2 separate regions of the Homo sapiens genome follow, and region 1 is linked to region 2. The links are chromatin loops, found by intact Hi-C in ENCODE. Cell type or tissue: IMR-90. All regions are shown on one strand. Links, peaks and the distances in the headings refer to the core of each region. The heading gives the core; the rest is flanking DNA.

Evidence for each region. Peaks named below come from ENCODE experiments on the same cell type or tissue, not always from the same donor. Only the 100,000 strongest peaks of a DNase experiment are listed, where the experiment ranks them.
Region 1: it touches region 2 in a loop (2.8-fold over the local background); 6 of 110 quality-filtered maps call a loop at or near these places.

The regions. Positions count from the first base shown.
Region 1 is chr1:6,888,742-6,891,656 of GRCh38, reverse strand. The region is part of intron 3 of CAMTA1 (calmodulin binding transcription activator 1); the gene reads right to left. Among named protein-coding and RNA genes, the nearest start is that of CAMTA1, 100 kb to the right of the region's middle. In IMR-90, for the core only: a CTCF peak has its summit at 1,584 (motif pointing right); a DNase peak (open chromatin) is centred at 1,586.
Region 2 is chr1:7,217,045-7,219,959 of GRCh38, reverse strand. The region is part of intron 4 of CAMTA1 (calmodulin binding transcription activator 1); the gene reads right to left. It also overlaps the pseudogene RNU1-8P. Among named protein-coding and RNA genes, the nearest start is that of CAMTA1-IT1, 150 kb to the left of the region's middle. In IMR-90, for the core only: a CTCF peak has its summit at 1,524 (motif pointing right); a DNase peak (open chromatin) is centred at 1,559.

The sequences.
Region 1 (2,915 bases), core at 199-2,698, 330 kb after region 2:
GTGCTACTACCTTGACTTAAATTGTAATTGCTTGAGAAGTAGCTATGAGATGGCAAAAACGCCTAGTTGAAATACTGATGAAAACTGACTACCCCATGTTTCCTTAGGCTGCACAACTCATTAGCTGTACAAGCAGGGAAAATATTTAGGTGTTAAGATCCCGGAAGATCACAGAAGGCTATTCTAATGTCAAATGACCACAGACACAGGGCAAGCTAAAACCAGAAGGATGGTTTGGAAGCAAATGCCAACACATCTACAATGGAATTCAGGGACTGAGCGCAAACATTTCTGTCTTAGCAAAGTGGTAAATAGGCATTTAAGCCAAATTTGATCCAAGTTCACAGAGATTATATATATGAAAACTCATCAGGGAAACTCAACAGTATAAAAGTGGGGATTGCACAAGAAACCAGGTAAGGGATCTATGGGCACTCCAAACTATCTTAGCAACTTCATTATAAATATGGGATTATTGTCAAATGAAGTTCCTTTTTAATGACCTTCTAATCAAGGTGGGGAGGCTTGCCTTTGAGGAAGGAAAGAGAAATGTCTTTAGCAGCAGTCTGCATAGGTCAATGTGTCAGGACTCTCAGACACATCATCTCACATCATCCTCACAACTCTCTCTTGACACAGGTTCAAAAGACAGCTTAGAATCTGTGACTATTTCACAGCTAAAGAAACTCATGAAAGAGTGACTTTCTTGAGGTCCCACAACTTTTCAGAGTGATGACAGGATTCAGTTTTTGGTCTGCCTAAAGAGTACAGAATCTGGCCAAGCAGGCTGGGCAGGGTGGCTCATCACCTATAATCCTAGCATTTGGGGAGGAAAGCAGGAAAACTGCTTGAGGCCAAGAGTTCCAAGACCAGCCTGGGCAAAATAGCAAGACCTCGACTCCACAGAAAAATTAAGAAATCAGCTGGGCATGGTGGCCCCCACCTGTGGTCCTAGCTACTCAGGAAGCTAAGGCAGGAGGATCACTTGAGCTCAGGAGGTCAAGGCTGCAATAAGCTGTGATCATACCACTGCACTCCCTCCAGCCTGGGCAATAGAGTGAGACTTCACCTCAACAAAAAAAAAAAAAGAAAACTGTCCAAGAGCCTAAGTGGGCAAGGTGGGCTGCCCTCCAGGGAAGACCAAAATGGGAAACAAAGGCCTATCAAAGACTAACCCACTGAAGGCCCACCCCAAGCTGTGCCAGTCAGTCACTCAAAGGCCATCAGGGAGCCTTCCTTCCTTAACCCAGGAAGTGACATGGTCTGCTCTTCAAAAGGAGCTAAGAGATGCATCCAAAAATGGATGTCCTGGTTCCTCATGGGAAATCTCAACATTGGTAATCCCTTCTTATATCAAGTCCACCTGGAAATTCCCTCACAACCTAAGCTGCTGAAGACTTGCTATAAAGCTGGTACTGAGTCAATGCCAGGGCCATGGCTTAATGGAGTAGGAAACTGACGAGCACTGAACACATGAAAAAATATGAAATTACAGGGCCAGTCATAAACTGGCTTCTCTTCAGCAGAGCCTCCGGAAGGCTCCTGGGTCAGAGTCCCTCTCTGCCTGACGTCCTCTGTGTGCCACCAGAGGGCACTAACTCATGGAACTGCTCTTTAAAATCAGGTCACACACAAACTGCAGGAATGTTGAATGAAAACTAGCCTTCAAATCAATGAAGTGCTAACTATGTAATTTTGACAGTGGCTTTAAGCATTTGCTGGTCAAAATTTTCAATTTAATTCTACAAAACTTAAAGGTACACACATGCAGCAGCAGAAAATACTAAAAACAGTAAGCTGATCAAACCTTCAGATTTATGAAAATAACATATAAAACAAATAAAATAAAACTAAGAGTGATGCATGTGCTCCTGCATCTCTGGTCACAGGGGTTGTCGTATGGATAACCCATCCCAGCATCTTCTACACACACACAATATAAGAGCGCCAAGAAAAACATGCTGATTTCTCCTTTGCTTTAAAAAGCCACTCTTCATTGAATTACAAGTGGACATTAACCATAATAAAACTACAGTACCATTTATTAAGCATGATTAAAACATGATTTAATCTTCTGTGCTAGAATCCTCGTAAGACAAGCAGCAGACACTGACGAGTGCGCACTGCGGCCTAGCTTGCTGTTCTAAGCACATCCCACTTACTTTACTCCCCACATCCCTCTGAGCAGCGATACAATTCCATTTCAGTAAAAAGTTAGTTCGACCTTGCATTTCTTGAATGCAATCAAGAATTTTTCTTTACATCTGTATCCTCTGCTTATGATTTATTTGCCATGAAACTATAAATACAGATTTGTGAGTTCTGCCTCATTAACTGCTTTCTACATTTATTTCTTCACCTCAGAAAATTCATACTTGTTATACTTTCATAAGAGTGTAAGATTATATAATCAAAATAATTCAGCAATCAGTTGAATAAAAAATGCATCATGACCAAAGGTTTTTTCGTTTTATTTTGCTTTGTGGTATGTAAAAAATTTAGCCTTTGCTTTTATTTAAAAGGAACTGAAACAGCTTTAATGGTTTGATCAGAAATATTGGTTACTTCTCTATGCAAAATAAAACTCAAGTTCAATTGGACATTGGTTTTCCTGATTTTAGTTGATTTCCCTCAGTGTGTAATAAATAACTGAAGTTTACACTGAAATGAACAAAATCTGACAAATAAGCTATACCTAAAAAGAAGTTTCAGTTCTTTAAACAATTCGTTACAAGTTAGTGCTACAAATAAACTCACCTTGAGGTAACAGCCTACATCACAGGATACTGTCTCCTTGGTTTTGTTTCTGTTCTTTGCTTAAAAAAAAAAAAGAAAGAAAAAAAGAAAAACTTCCTCAAAGGTTTTTAAGAACAATATTGGTATTCTGGCCTATGCCAACACACAACGAATAAAGA
Region 2 (2,915 bases), core at 92-2,591:
TGGCCTACAGACGGCCACCTTCTCACTGTGTCCTCACAAAGCAGGGAGAGAGCTCTAGTATCTTCCTCTTCTTTTTTCTTTGTTTTGGTAGAGATGGGGTCTCCCTGTGTTGCCCAGGCTGGTCTCAAACTCCTGACTTCAAGCAATCCTCCTGCCTCAGCTGCCCAAAATGCTGGGATTACAAGTGTGAGCCACCACACCAGGCCCCTCTTCCTCTTCTTATAAGGGCACTAATCCTATCATGGGGCCCCACCCTCACAACTTCACCTAAACCTAATTCCCTCCCAAAGACCCCATCTCCAAAGACTATCACACTGGGGTTAAGGCTTCAGCACATGGATTCTGGAGAAACACAGATATTCAGTCCATGGAAGATGGTGTGTCTCCTTTTTTTTTTTTTTTTTTTTTTTTTTTTTTAAGAAAAAATTCAAATGTCAGGAGAGAGCACAGACACAGTCCCCCACTACCACAAATGATGCAGTGAGTTTCCCACATTTGGGGAAATCACAAGGGTCAACACATCTGGCGCACAATGGATAAGCCTCACCCTGGGAGTACCACCTTCAGGATCCTGGTATATCTCCCGTGCCAGGTAAGCATGGCGGGTCCCTTCTTGATAGAGACCTACTCGCATATACACAATGTAACAGCCACCAGATCACACTCACCCCTGGCAGCAGAATGGCAACGCTCCCTCCCATATGCCACAATAGTAAAAGGCTCGTTGAGTCCAACCGTAAACACAGAAACGGAAAACACGCCAGTATTTGGCTGAAGTGTCTATGAAAAAGGGCTGGCTGAACAGATGCCGGTGTAAACAAGCTTACAGGGGAGACACTTCACCTTCGTAAGAGAGCAGACCTTTTAAAGATATCCTCAAGATTCTTTTATGGTACAATTAACATGAAAAGATGGTGTTCATAACAGGCTTGAGTTACAATTGTACTTGAAATTGATATAACTGCACACGTCTCCTAAAATGCCACGTAAGGGACTTCCAGGTCGCCAAGGTAATGATAGCCACAAAAACTCAAATCTCCCAACGCATCCTCTGAAAACTACACAGATCAACAAGAAGAACAAAAACAACCACACAAATCCCACACACCTTTCACACGACTGGAAAAAAGAGACACTATAAACATCAAATTAACAAATTCTTGAGTTCCCACCCAGAACTTTTATAAAGAGCAAGAGGATAAGATGGGTCCAAAAGCCAATGAAGGCAGACGTCGAGCATGGAGAGTTTAGGAATAAATTACAATTACCTGAAGAAAGAGAAAGTACATCCTACAGGGAAGAAAATACCAAAAATGAATCCAGATAGACCAGAATATGGACTAGAAGGAAGTGATTTAAAGGTAGGCAGGGGCAGCATTGGCAAATGTGCAGGGGAGGGAGGGAGAAGCCAGATGTGGGCATTTAGGATTCTGCAAAACAAAAAATAATGATACATCCAAGGACCCTCAACTCCTCCCGCCCCTCCCCCAAAAACCAGTCATAAAGAAACTGCACTTCGCTGCACTGACAGAAGAGGGAGCTCTTGAACTAAAAATCACACGAACCACTCAATGTGGCGATGTAAGTGGTCTTCATCTGTAGAAGACTATGAAAGAAAAAAAACTAAAATGAGAATACGACACTTACCCCAAAATCCCAACCATAAGGTGGAGGGGGAGGAACTGTGTCATAACACTACAAACTGAATTAAAAACCTCAACGATGCATTTGAAAAATATCCTCAACGCTTGTAAATGAAAAGATCAAATAACTTACTATAAGGGCAACAGAGACAGTTGTCAGCCTTCTCAAAAACAACTTAGAAGGTGGGGCAAGGATGGAGCAGCAGTTTCATAAAACTCAAAGATTTTATATCTAGCGAAGCAGACCCTCAAAAATCAGAGGTACAGAATAAGAGTTTAAAATATGGGAGAATTGAGTGATGTACCCACAGGCGCCTCTGAAGGAATCTTCTAGAAAATTAACTTCATCCAACCAGGAGATGACTAGGGACTCTTTGGCAAAGGAACTTATGGGGAACATTTAATATATTTAATTATGGACCTAAATTAAGTGTGTAACTAAGGTTAAGAGAATCATACATAGATTATATATGTTTTGTCAACTACAAAATGATAGGAAACAAAAAAAGGAAAGACAAAACCAGAATAAGCTCAGTGATGCTTGTATAAGCAACAGGTAGGAGTCAAGAGACTCCATTAACAACTGAAAGACCAAATGGTAAAAGTTAGTAAGAGACTAAAGGGATTTTTAAAGGTAATGAGTACAAAGGTACCCATTAGACTAAAAATGAGAATTTCTTATATATAAAAAGAAATTAAATGAGTATAGAAAATGCATCATGTAGAAAGACAAGTACAGCAAGTAGAACATAATACACATTGCATTTATTATATAAGATATTATACATATTGGACATATAAATAAAAGTGAATGGGTTTACTTATGAAAATAAAAAAATTTTCAATTTGGCTTAAAAAGAAAGATCCAACTATATGTTATATATAAGAGGCATACTTTTAAAAAGAGTGTATTAGTTTGTTCTCACACTGCTATAAAGAACTGCCCGAGACTGGGTAATTTATAAAAGGAAAGAGGTTCAACTGGCTCACAGTTCCACATGGTTGGAGAGGCCTCAGGAAACTTACAATCATGGCAGAAGAGGATGCAAACACTTCCTTCTTCACATGGCGACAGGAGAGAGAAGTGCCGAGCAAAGGGGGAGAAGCCCCTTATAAAACGATCAGATCTCGTGAGGACTCACTATCATGAAAACAGTATGGGGGAAACTGTCCCCATGATTTAATTTTCTCCACCTGGTCCCACCCTTGACACATGGGGATTGTTACAATTCAAGGTGAGATTTGGGTGGAGACACAGAGCCGAACCATATC